2 separate regions of the Mus musculus genome follow, and region 1 is linked to region 2. Evidence: chromatin contacts called from ENCODE Hi-C data. All regions are on one chromosome and are shown on one strand. The core of a region is the stretch at or near the end of the contact, and the rest is flanking DNA. Distances in the headings are between cores, read along the strand shown.

Region 1 (6,096 bases), core at 3,067-5,566, about 13 Mb before region 2:
CTTCCCCCATTCACCCTACCTCCCCTCCCCTCTGCCCCGTTCCACCCGCCTCAACTCCCCTCAGAAAAAAAGCCAGTCTCCCAGGGACATCAACCAAACATGGCATAACAAACTACAATAAGAGCAGGCACACACCATCATCACATCAAGGCAGAACAAGGCAGTCCAGCAGGAAGAAGAGTGTCCCCCGTGTAGGCAGGAGAGTCACAACAGTCCCCGCTCCCGCTATTAGGATTCTCCTAAGAACACCAAGCTCCTCAGCTGTAAGGTATATGCAGGGGACTTAGGTCAGACCCCTGCAGACTTCCTGACTTGAGTCCTAATCAGTTGATTCCGTGGGCCATGATCTCACGCTATGCTCCGACCCCTCAGGCTCCTCCAATCCTTTCTCCCCCTCCTCTGAAGAATGCCCGAGTACCTCCTAATGTGTGTGTGGCTGAAGGACTCTGCATCTGCTTCAGACAGCCGCTGGATGAGATCGCTCTCCTTTCTTTGGTGACGATTCTGCTAGGCTCAAGTCCTAGAACACTCTGCAAGCAGGGCAAACTGTGGGTTGAAGGTTTTGTGGCTGGGTTGGTGTCTCAGTCCCTTCACTTGAGGGCTTGCCTCGTTTCAGAAGATGGCTGGTTCAGATTCCGTGTTCCCCATACCAGAGTCTTTGCTAGGGTTGCTCCTGTAGAGTCCATTGGTTTCCACTGCACTAGGTTTCCACCTCGCCCCTGAAATGCCCCCCAATTCTACTCATTTGTCCCAGTATTTTCTCTCTCCCTCCCCCTGCCCCGATCCCTCCTGTTCCCAATCCCCCAACGCTCCCATACCCCCACCCAAGAAATCTATTTCCCCTTTCCAGGGAGATCCATGTGCCCCCAACCCCCATCCCTCCTCGTTGCTTAGTCTCTCAGGGTCTGTCGACTATAACTTTTACTTTACAGCTAATATTCAGTTATGTTAAGTACACACCATGGTTGTCTTTCTGGGTCTGGGTCACCTCAAGATGATTTCGTTCTAGTTCCATCCATTTTCCTGCAAATTTGATGATGTCATTGTTTTTTTCTAGCAGCTGAGCAGTACCCTAGTACATAAAGGTACCACACTTTCTTTATCCATCCTTTGGTTGAGGGGCATCCGGGCTGTTTCCAATTCCTGGCTGTTATAAATAAAGCTGCTATGAACATAGTTGAGCAAGTGTCCCTTTGATAGGATGGAGTGTCCTTTGGGTATTTGCCCAGGAATGGTATAGTTGGGTCTTGTGGTAGATTGATTTCCAATTTTTTGAGAAACCGTATTGACTTCCTAAGTGCCTTCCAGGTTTGCGCTCCCACCAGCAGTGGAGGAGTGCTCCCTTGCTCCTCATCCTCGCCAGCAGGAGCTGTCACTTATGTTTTTGATCATAGCCATTCTAAAAGGTGTAAGATGGACTCATTTCAATTTGCATTTCCCTGATGGCCAAAGATGCTGAACCTTTCTTTAATGCACAGGAAATTTGAAACAGCAAAATGAACTAAGTATCTGAAGCAAAGGAAAGAGGGGAATACAGACACAGTGTTGTCTCTAGGTTGTAAGTGGTACTTTCAGATCTGATGCATAGAGGACACCTTGCCAGACTGTGGAAGCAAAGGGCAGTATGGAAAAATTCTCATCATTTATAGATGGATTACAGTGAATTTTATGCCATGTTGTAGTTCTTTATTATTTATGTAGTGTGTGTGTATGTATAGTATGTTTATATATACATGCATGCATATATATACATATATATATACATACATACATACATACATACATACATACATACACACATTTACACTTGTAGAAACTAGAGGACAGCTTTCAAAGAGTTGGTTCTCTCCTTCCACCATTTGAGTCCTGAGGACTGAATCCAGGTCATCAAGCTTGAAAGCAGGCTCCTTTACCTACTGAGCCACCTTGTCGGCTCCCATGTCCTGTTTCTTAGCTTCAGTTAATCTATTGCTATAAAATACCCCAGCTTGCAGGTTTGCAGATTGCTATTAAATATAAGACACAGAACTGCCTTGAGGGATCGATCCATTTGAAGTGTGAGCGAGGAGGGAAGAGAGGCCTGTTTTGAACAACTTGGCCCTTTCATCTGTCACTCTGGTTATTGGGTGGTAGTATACATCCCGGCAGGCATCCTGTCCTTCTGGTGATGAGGCAGGACATGGAGCCCTTTAGTTGCCCAGGCCTCTGGGGGAGCAATTACTACTCCCTGGCTTCTTGAGCTGTGTGTAGATGTCCTGCCCCCGTTTTTGCCCAGACTTCGCCCAGGCAATAATTTGATAATAAGAGATCCTGATTACATTAAGCAGCCATTTGCTTCTGGATGATGATGTTATAAAAGGGTTGCCATCCACACTGCCTGCTTCTCAGAGGTCAATAATAGTCTTTATAATCGAGTACAAGCAGAAGGATGCGCTGTCTATTCCTGGTCACTTTTCCTTTGTTCCATCAGAACGGGAACATGTTCTGTGCTTTCCCAGCTGGCTCCTTCTGGGCCTCACCTTTGTCGTTGAATTTAGAAGTGGCTATACTGGGAAAGTGCCTGGGCACTGAGTTTGCAAACTGCTAAACTTTGTAAATTAGGATCACGTGCTCTGGGGCTATCATCTATGGTTCTCACACACACACATATTCATGTTCACACTTGTCGTTCTTAAAACAGCAGCTTTTCCATTACTAAGATAGTCTTGGTGAATGTGTAGTGGTTCTGCCAGATCCCAGACTTAACTGGGCTGCTCTCAGTATTAGCAGTATTGGAAGTACAGCCTGTCTGTAGTATTTAGACAAGCAAGACAAGAAGGGGCTTGAAATACCCCCTAGTGTACCACTTGTTCAGCCCATTTGAGTCAGAAGTCCTGGAAACTGCTGATGCCTCATCCTGTAGGCTGTGGAGGTAATGCAGGCAGAGGGCGGGCAGGGCTGTTAATGCCCCGCCTGGTCTGGCATTGCCTGTGCGCAGCTCCCTGGGAGCTCAGAAACCACACAGAGATTGTAATTGGTCGCTAGACCACACCTAGTTGTTGAGTGCTCCAGCTGCCTGAAGACCTCTCAGCTCTGCCCAGATCTCTGGAGTGCGTACAAGTCTACTTTCACCATACCTGAGAGCGGCTGTGGAAGCTGTGGAGGTGGAAGAGTCGTGGAAACTTTGCCAAGTAAGTAAATTGGGAAGAGTGGGAAACTAGAGGCTGCCATTGATGGTAACTGCTAGGCAAGGCAGCAATGAATTTGAGCTAGCTTGTGACTCTTAGCATCTGAGGTGAAATTAGCTAAGGGCAGATGCATAAAGCATATCAAGAAAGATATGAGTGAAATCGAGTTAGTACCCATCACTTGACACCCTTCAATTTTAATCCTGACTGGCTATTAGGCAAGCATACTGGGGGCACACACAAGAAAAAATCCTTAAAATCTATCATCGACAAGGCCAGGGGAATGACGGAGGGAATGAGCAATGTCCTGCTGCTTCCCCTCCACTATGAGACAGGGCCATAGACAGGGCTGCGGCTTGAGTGAAGGGAAAATAAAACTGTCTTCCACTAGCCCATTAGCGGCACCAGCTCCATTAAAAATGCAAGAGATGGTGGGAAGAGAGGGCGGTTGGAGCCTAATACAGAGTCAGGACTGGAAAAGACCAGGCTCCTTCCCTTGTCTGAGTTCAAGTGCCAGTGAGAGTGGGGGGCAACTACTGCTTTAGACTTTCAGTGTAGGGGAGAATAGCACTTTGGGCTTCCTTGGCCTTGGAAGAGTACTGTTCATTGCGTGCAGCCTGTGCGTGCTCAGGCTCCCGGTCTCTGCAGGGCGATGCAGACCTCGTCCACCATCCACGTGCTGCAGTTGCTGCGGGAGCTGCTCGCCTTCGTGCTCCTCAGCTACACTGTGCTCATCGGGGCGCTCCTGCTGGCCGGCTGGACCACCTACTTCTTGGTGCTGAAGTGACAGCGCCCCGGCCCCGCCCTGCTCCGCCCCGCCCCACCGCGCCTCGCCGTGGCTCCGAGCTTCCCCTCCCTGGCCACACAGTCTCCCTTTCCAGGAGCGGCCCCGCCTCGCCTCGCCCCCCAGCCCGCTGCCCGCGTCACGGCGCGCGACCCGGCTTCAGCACCCGTGCACTGGAGCCTGCGGGGACCGGCGACGAAGTCGGAGCGGTTGGAAGCCAGGTGCGACCGTTAGAGCGGTTTCCTGGTGTCCCGGCCCCGCCCACTCCGTTTGTCCAATCGCAACCGCGTCCTCCTCTGGGGGCGTGACCATGAAGCTCCGGGCTCCTTGGGCCCCGCCTCGCTTGCGCTTCTGCTTGCTATGCTGCGTCACTTCCGGCGCGTGCGTCCGGCGTCGGTCCGCCGCGGGATGGCGGCTCTGAGAAGTTGGGTGACTCGGAGCGTCTGCTCTCTGTTCAGGTACGGCCGCGGTAGCAGAGGGCGGGCGGCGGCGGAGAGGAACCGGGAGCGCCGTGCCGGCCAGTGCGTCGGCCCCGGGCCGTGGTGCTGCCGCGTCCCGCCTTCTTCTGAAGTTAGAGGCGGGCCCCCGCCTTCGTCCCTCGTCCTCCATCAGGGACGGGCGCCTGAAAGTGGTTCTCCTCCCACGCATCCCGGGGGCTGGCTTTGGGGGGTCCCCAGGGACACTGAGGGACAGCCGGGCCACGGCGTTGGCTGGCAGCGCATTGTTAGAGAGAGCACGGGTCCCCGTAAACTCGGCCACCGGCGACAGCGGCTCGCTCCCGGGATTTGCTGGAGGCGACCATTGGCGACACCTGGAACCCAGGTCCCGGGGTCTAAAGCTGAATCCTGCGCACTCCGGAGAGTTTTACGTTGGCGTCAAGTTGCTAATCGGCTGCGGCGACTTTGAAACTTCTCCGCCTGGCGGGACGCTTCCACGCGCATTGACCTGTCGCTCGTGGAACTCAGATCGCATGCCCCTGACTCCCGAGTGCCGAGACTTAACTGGCCGTCCTGTGGTTTATTTTCTTAGAAGATTGCGGGCACTTCCTCATTTAGTCTCATTTACTGCTTGGTCCAAAACTCCTGCAGACCACAGAGCCTTTTACAGATTGATTTTGGGCTTTTTAAATTTTGACTTATGTTTCCAGGTACAGACAGCGTTTTCCTGTCTTGGCTAACTCTAAGAAACGCTGTTTCTCAGAATTGATAAAACCATGGCACAAAACTGTGTTGACTGGATTTGGCATGACACTGTGTGCGGTTCCTATTGCTCAGGTAAGGGACTGTCATGTGACTATTATATATAGGGTAAAGGGGCCAGGGAAAGAACGCCCGGACCCTGACTTGCCCCAGAGACTATTTCCAAGTCTTAGTGAACTCCTGAGCATTGGACAAGCTGCCACACTTTCATAGGTACCCCCTTCCATGATGCCATGTACTGTACTAAACCCGCATCTTCCGAGTGGAGCACGTTTCCCATTTTCTCATGTTATAGAAACAGTGTTCTTAACAGATTCTGCCCCCACTCCACCACCCCTGAAACTGAGCATCAGTTGAACTGGGAAGTAGACCGTTATTCTTGTACCAAAATCGAAGGGGCTAAATTTTGCACATGTGCTGCTTAACCTTTGAGGGTCCTGAGGTTAAAAATGCATTGTAAAAGAACTGAAGTGGGGAGGGTAGGCAGAAACGGGAGGAATAGCCATGTGTTTCCCAGCAGCCATCAGGCAGCTCTCACCTTGTTGTAACTCCAGTTCCAGAGAATCTGACACTCTCACACAGACACACTTGGAGGCATGCATATAAAACACCATTCATATAAATTAAAAGTATGAACTACCACCTCCTGGCCTTTTTTTTAAAAAGCACCAAAAGTCCAGGAGGTGGTAGTACACACTTTTAATTCCAGCACTTGGGAGGCAGAGGCAGACAGTTCTTTATGAGTTCAAGGCCAGCCTGGTCTACAGAGTGAGTTCTAGGACAGCCAGGGCCATTACACAGAGAAGACCTGTGTCAGAAAAGAAACAAAGTCAGCTGGTGATGTAATGTGAAGAAAAATATGGTGCAGTGGTGTGAGACAGCTTGGAGAAAGCTGACTGAGTGGCCTGGGTGAGGGAGAGGCCTTCAGCAGAAGGGGTTCCTGGCA
Region 2 (6,270 bases), core at 3,583-6,082:
CTTCTAAGGAGGATCTTACTCTGTTTTCCATTTTCAGGTTTAATGTCTCATAAATGGCTTGAAGTCAAACCAAGCAACCATGATTCCTGAGAGGACAAAGAGAAAAATGCTCTGTGAAACAATTTGTTAGATTTTAAGTAACAGTTACAAGGCTCTCAATTTGTATAGAAAACAAATGTAGATTTCTGCCCCACAAACAATCCCTGAGTACCTACAACATCCTAGGTTTTGAGGGTAAAATGTCAAACCAGCAACACTTTAGCCCTTTTCTAAGGCATCAGTTTCTCCTGGTGCCAGCTATAAGAAGTTCTACCACCAATGATTCTCCAAGGTTTTTAAAAAGTGCTTGTAATCTGTTGTAGTTGTTCATGTGGCAACTGAGGAACTGAACTTTACATTTTATTTAAGTTTAATTTGAATGTGAATAACCATGTGGCCAGCAGCTCATAAACTAGACAGGCCTAGATGCTCATAAAATACCTGGAAAGACCATGCCCAAGGCCAAAGCTCATACTGTATGCTATTCAACTCAGATCTAGAGGAGTGAAATTTAAAGAGGTGATTACTAAAGGAAGAGGTAATAGTATGCTAAATGGGGATCCTGAAGGAAGATCCAAGGACACACAGAAAGGCAGCTAACTTAGAAAGTGGGCAGAGCAAAAAAAAAAAAAAAAAAAAAAAAAAAAAGCCGGGCGTGGTGGCGCACGCCTTTAACCCCAGCACTCGGGAGGCAGAGGCAGGTGGATTTCTGAGTTCGAGGCCAGCCTGGTCTACAAAGTGAGCTCCGGGACAGCCAGGGCTATACAGAGAAACCCTGTCTCGAAAAACCAAAAAAAAAGAAAGTGGGCAGAGAAAGCATCTCACAGCAGGTAACCATCCACCTTTCCCTATTAGCAAGACCAGTAGTCACTATGGTGGATTAAGTTTAAGAAATTTCATGAGTCTGACAGTTATTAACACTGAAGTGTACTGATGGTATTGCTAACTTATCTCCTTATCAAATGGTCAGACTTAAATATAACCTTCCAAGCACACTGTAGGAATAGTGTTATCTATGCTATTTTTCAGAATAAGCTCCATATTATTCTTTCTGTTCTATGCTTAACATGTTTCATGGCAAAATAACCCACATCCTGAGCTTATAAGTCATGCTGAAGCTGGGTGCAGTGGAACATGCTTTTAATTCTAGCACTCAGGAAACAGAGTCAGGTGGATCTCAGAGTCTGAAGCCAATCTCACCTACACAGTGAGTTACAAGCAAGCCTAGGCTACAAAGACCCTGACTCAAAAAAAAAAAAAAAAAAGAACCAAAACCCTCACAACGAGAAATTAGAGGTGAGAAGCCTGAGGAGCCTGAGAGGATGGTGCTCACTAGCAAGGGGTGATGCTGACTCTTTAGGAGGGCTAGCACGCTGACACCTGTCACTGCAGACACATGGCCTCTGACTCCATCTGTCCTCTGTGACTGATGATTACCTATGAATGAAGGAACTCACCAAGAATAAATTCAGCTTAGCCTATCAACTTAGCCAATGACTTACAGGTCTAGTATAGGATAAACACAAAAGGTGTGCAGGCAAAGAGTCCCAGAGATAATGTGCCTTAGAGGCAGTGCCAATGCACATAACTTAGACTGTTATGAGACAAACATTAGCCAAGAATACTCAAGTTCCACTGATTTAAATTTGCTGACAAATGCATCAGGTTGTTAGAAGCTAGAGACCACGGCATATTCGCCTCTTAATTCCCCTTACTCTGAGTTTGTGCTGAGCAAGACATCTGATTCCTAAGCAGTCCTTCCTCCTTTCAGAGATGGATGGAATGGTACAGCCCTCCAGAACAGAGGACTCCCCAGCTACAACTGCCTCTGCTTAATTCACCCAGATGGCTCCTGATCACAATCAGCTAGCTCCTCCTGAAGTCAATCTACAGATGAAATTTCTGGACTGTGCCAGGAGTTAGGCTTCTGACAGCAGTCCTTCCTGAACTGCAGTAAACTGGCATTTACTGTCTAACCTCAGTCTTCTTTGAATTTGGGTAGGCATGATTCAACCATACAGGGTCTCATTACCTCAGTCTGCTGACAAAGGCAAATTTCTAGACACCAAGGAAGATGAGACAGCTAGCATGGGGGTGTGGACACACACACACCCTGTTTTTGGTAATACACACCACATTTGTGATTTTTTTTTTAAAACAGATCATTTTCATTATTGTTATCTTTTTCTTTTGTTTGGTCAATTTGGCTCTGTTTGTGTGTATGCATTTGCACATCTTTAGGTGCCATTCATGTTGTTTTTCAAGACAGTAGCTTTCTGACCTGGAATTCATCACTAGGAATACGCTGGCTGGCCAGTAAGCCCCAGAGATCTGAGTGTTTTCACCTCCCCAGTGTTGAAGTTACAAGTGTACACTATCATGCCTCACTTTCTTACATGAGCTTTGGCGAATGATCAAAATCAAGTCTCACAAGCACTTTTGTGACTGAGCCATCTCTGCCAGCTCAATCTGTTTGTTTTGGGTTGGGATTTAAGGCTCAATATATGGCCCAGGATAGTCTCCAACTCATGGTGACTCTCCTGCTTCCACCTCTGAATGCTAGCCTTATAGTCATGTACCACTTCACGCAGTTTATAGTTTTATTTTTAACCATTTTTCCTCCCATTTCTGGATGGCAAAGCAAAGCTATCACTGAGGAATTCCCAAGATATACCTAACTTTAGCAGTTCACCCAGATTTTGCATTAAGAGACCATCTAAGGTGCAACAGGCTTCCAGCTTTCCCAGCAGTTCACAAACAGGATCCACAAACAACAGCTACCCCATTACTGAGGTTATCATCAACTAGACAGGACGCACAGGCAAAGATAAAACAGGGCTGGCTTCCTGAAGATGTCTGGTTGGTGCTGCACTATTGAACAACAGCAAACAGCATTCTATGTAAGTGAAAACCAAAGGCCAGCCTCAGGTACAGCAAGGACATAATTCACATGCTTTGAGTTAAACACGTTTGCCTCAAATCCTGTTTTTCCATTTGGCTGTAAGACCTTGTTAGGTAGATTTCTGAGCCACTCTTAGCTTATTTCCTCATCAATAAAAACACAGAGAAAATAAAGCCGGGCATGGTGGATCACGCCTTTAATCCCAGCACTCGGGAGGCAGAGGCAGGTGGATTTCTGAGTTCGAGGCCAGCCTGGTCTACAGAGTGAGTTCCAGGACAGCCAGGGCTATACAGAGAAACCCTGTCTCGAAAAACAAAACAAAACAAAACACAGAGAAAATAAATACAAAAATTTTGCTAGGATTGACTACAATAAGATATAGGGTCTCTGCTAAACAAGTGTAATTAATTCTCCTTTCAACAGCTGTTGAAAGAGCCAAATTGCAGTTATATTCTCACTTGAGAGAGAAAAAAAAAAAACACTACTTAAAGCAATTGGCCAAAACCCAGCTATTTTTAAATCTGAGCAACTTTCATTTCTTCTGTTTCCTTTCTTTTATAAGAAATAGGGAAGAAACAAGATTTTCCAGATTTGTGTCTGTGTTCATACGCACAGTTGTGTGGAGGGCAGAGGACAACTGAAGAGTGGATGCTTTCCTTCCACCACAGGGCTCCCAGGGAACTCAGGTCATCAGACTCTATAACATTCAACCACTCAGAAGTCTTTCCGATCTGCTTTTGGATTTTTTAGACAGAATATTGCTATGTAGCATGGGCCTCAAGCTGGCTGAGGTCTTCCTGTCTTGACTTCCCAAGAGCTGGTATAACAGACATGTGCCACCCTATCCAGGCTTTTCCTTTTCTTTCCATTCAAGGTACACTGTATCTGAGTCATTAACGGACTATAAAAGTCAGGCGGCATTTGTAAATGGTTTACAGTGTCCTACTGACAATAAAATACAAACTTCTTAGCCTCGACCGGAGACCACTTTAATTGGGTTCCTACTTATGTCTGTACCCCTCACATGCTGTGTCTTTTTTCATTATCTGGCTATATCATGCATCCAGAAGTACAACTGACTCTCCATAGGGTCTCTACACTTCTTGTTCACTTTTCTTGAGACATTCCTCTCAATAATTTTGCACAAACGATTCTTGTCATGGAGGCCTGTCTTGACTCAAAGGTAAACTCTTCCGAAGGTTGCACAAACCTAATCCTCTCAACTGTTTTGAGTTGTCAGTATACCTCCACCAGAAAGTGATGAAAACAGAGACCAAAACACTACTGTATCCTGGGACCTTTTACAAACAGGGCCTCTTTTTCTATAAACATTCAGTAAGCGCCCGTGGGAAGGTGGTAAGCTGTTCGCCTAGCTCTCTCTGGTCACTGACTCCACTGACCATGTTCAGCAAACACCTCTGAGCACCAGAATCAAAACAACCTAAGTCCCCCACGCACTGTACGACTTGCCACCATGTCACGTTCGTCATCAACTGCAAAAGGAGCAGACTTCAAACACGCTGACCCAACCAAGCAGCAGTAGCAACGCTCTCAGGGCAGACCGCATTCCGTGGGTGCAGAAGCAGTCTCTGCATTTACTGACAACCCAGCTGCGAGGCAGGTTTCCAACCCCACGGAGTAAAAGCAAAAACTGACTTGAGCTGACCGCGGCTGACCCAAAGTCTGCGCGACCCTCACCGGACTCTGCATCCGCCTTGCCCCTGTACGCCTCTCTGGGCGCGGCCAGGGTTGCCCCAACAGTTCCTCCACGGTCCTCTGCCACAAGGTCCCGACCCTCCTCAGTAATAGCCCCCAAAACCCTCACCGGTTCCGGCCCAACCCTGCGGCTCCGGTAGGACGTGGCTGTGCAAGGGGCGGGGCGCAACAGGGTACCAGTCTCGGGCAACCCCCCGGAAACAAACGGTCCGCGAGGTCTTCGTTCCGGAAGAGAGGCTGCCCTCAGCGGCCAGTAGCCACTTTCAAATTGGGGTTGGTATGGATCTCCGGACAGATTGAGATATCCTTCAGAAAGTGGACTTAAAATTTTGTGTGCCTTCCCTTCAGAGGAACAACTTCCAGCCTAAGAGACGAAATCAGGACAACCCTCCCCCCCCCCCCAAAAAAAGAAAAACGCTTCCGGTGGTAGTGACGTTGGACTCGCCACGCTCCCGCCCCTCGCGGCCTTCTGACTGGTGGGTATGACGATCCACGTGGCCACGCCCCCGGGGCGTGGCTTCCCCGCCAGACACCGCCTCCACCACAGTTCTGACAACTTGTTCCTAAGTGTTTGTCAGTCTTGTTTGTATTATTGCCAGTGTTATACATGGCCGGACACTGCGCCACGCGACTGCATTGCCAGCCACGAGGAAGTCTGACAAGTATCACAAGCTCGAGGACTGACTGGACTATAAAGTGGGACTTGTCTTAAAAGGTAAAAAGACGTCTGCGGTGTAGTTCAGAACTCTTGGGTTCAGTCTCTAGTATGTGAAGATAGGAAAGGAGAGGAAGTTCTCACAACACAATATTAAACTATTGCCACTGCTACATGGGGAAAATGCTAAGTATACATTTTGTTTTCAGTGCTCGAGATTGTATCCTGGGCCTTGAACATGTCTAGTAACCTCCCCACCTCCAAGCTACATTTCCAACCCCAAATAAAAATGACCAAAGCTTTACAAAGATATAATTTACATGCTGTAAAGTTTGCTCCTGTTTACGATTTTATCATTATTTCTGTTTCTGAGTGTCCTTGCCTGTACATTTCATACCAATAGGGTTCATATACTGTATAGCTTTGAGTTCTTTTTCAAATTGTATCCATGTTGTACATCTTTTAGTGCTTCGTTCTTATTGCTAATATCCTATTGTTTGGATATTTCCCTTTTGTTTCTGCTCATCAGTCAATGAACAAATTTGAAGGGTCTTGAGGTAGACAAAAGGACTGACAGGGTCCCAGCTTTATATGTCCAGGGGTTGATGGGGGAACCTGCTGTATCTACTGAGGACTGTTGTGTGCCAAGGACTTTGCCAGATGCTGTCTGCTTTCAGGAAACTTACTTCTTGGAGGGAAATAGTAAAAAACAGACATACAAGAGAGTAGATGATGTCAGAGCTGAATAAAGAGACAGGTGGGTAGACATTCTGCAATCTTATGGATTATTGAGAAAGGACCTCTCTGAACCTGGTGAGTGGCTCAGCAAGCAAGGTCACTTGCAGCATAAGACTGGCAATTTGAAGCTTATATAGTGGTGGAAGAAGTGAACCAACTCTACAAGTTGGCCTCTAATCTCAACGTGTGCACTTTAATACACTCACCATATATATTTACA

The links. Hi-C counts contacts between places; a loop is a spot of excess contacts on that map.
Region 1: a loop to region 2 is called in a map of T-helper 17 cell, with 16 times the contacts of the local background. The contact joins the promoter of Diablo here to the promoter of Golga3 in region 2. A Hi-C loop is called at or near these places in 2 of 37 maps with a recorded cell type or tissue (T-helper 17 cell and regulatory T cell).

Annotation. Positions count from the first base shown.
Region 1 is chr5:123,522,384-123,528,479 of GRCm38, reverse strand. It overlaps Diablo (diablo, IAP-binding mitochondrial protein), which reads left to right and starts at 4,316. Exons shown (of 6, transcript NM_023232.3): 1 at 4,316-4,409; 2 at 5,099-5,225. The coding sequence starts at 4,360. It overlaps Mir7647 (microRNA 7647), which reads left to right and starts at 5,785; the gene lies at 5,785-5,843.
Region 2 is chr5:110,175,419-110,181,688 of GRCm38, reverse strand. It overlaps Golga3 (golgi autoantigen, golgin subfamily a, 3), which reads right to left and starts at 4,832. Exons shown (of 24, transcript NM_001347389.2): 1 at 4,767-4,832; 2 at 1-86. It overlaps Gm15787 (predicted gene 15787), which reads left to right and starts at 5,185. Exons shown (of 3, transcript NR_040431.1): 1 at 5,185-5,372.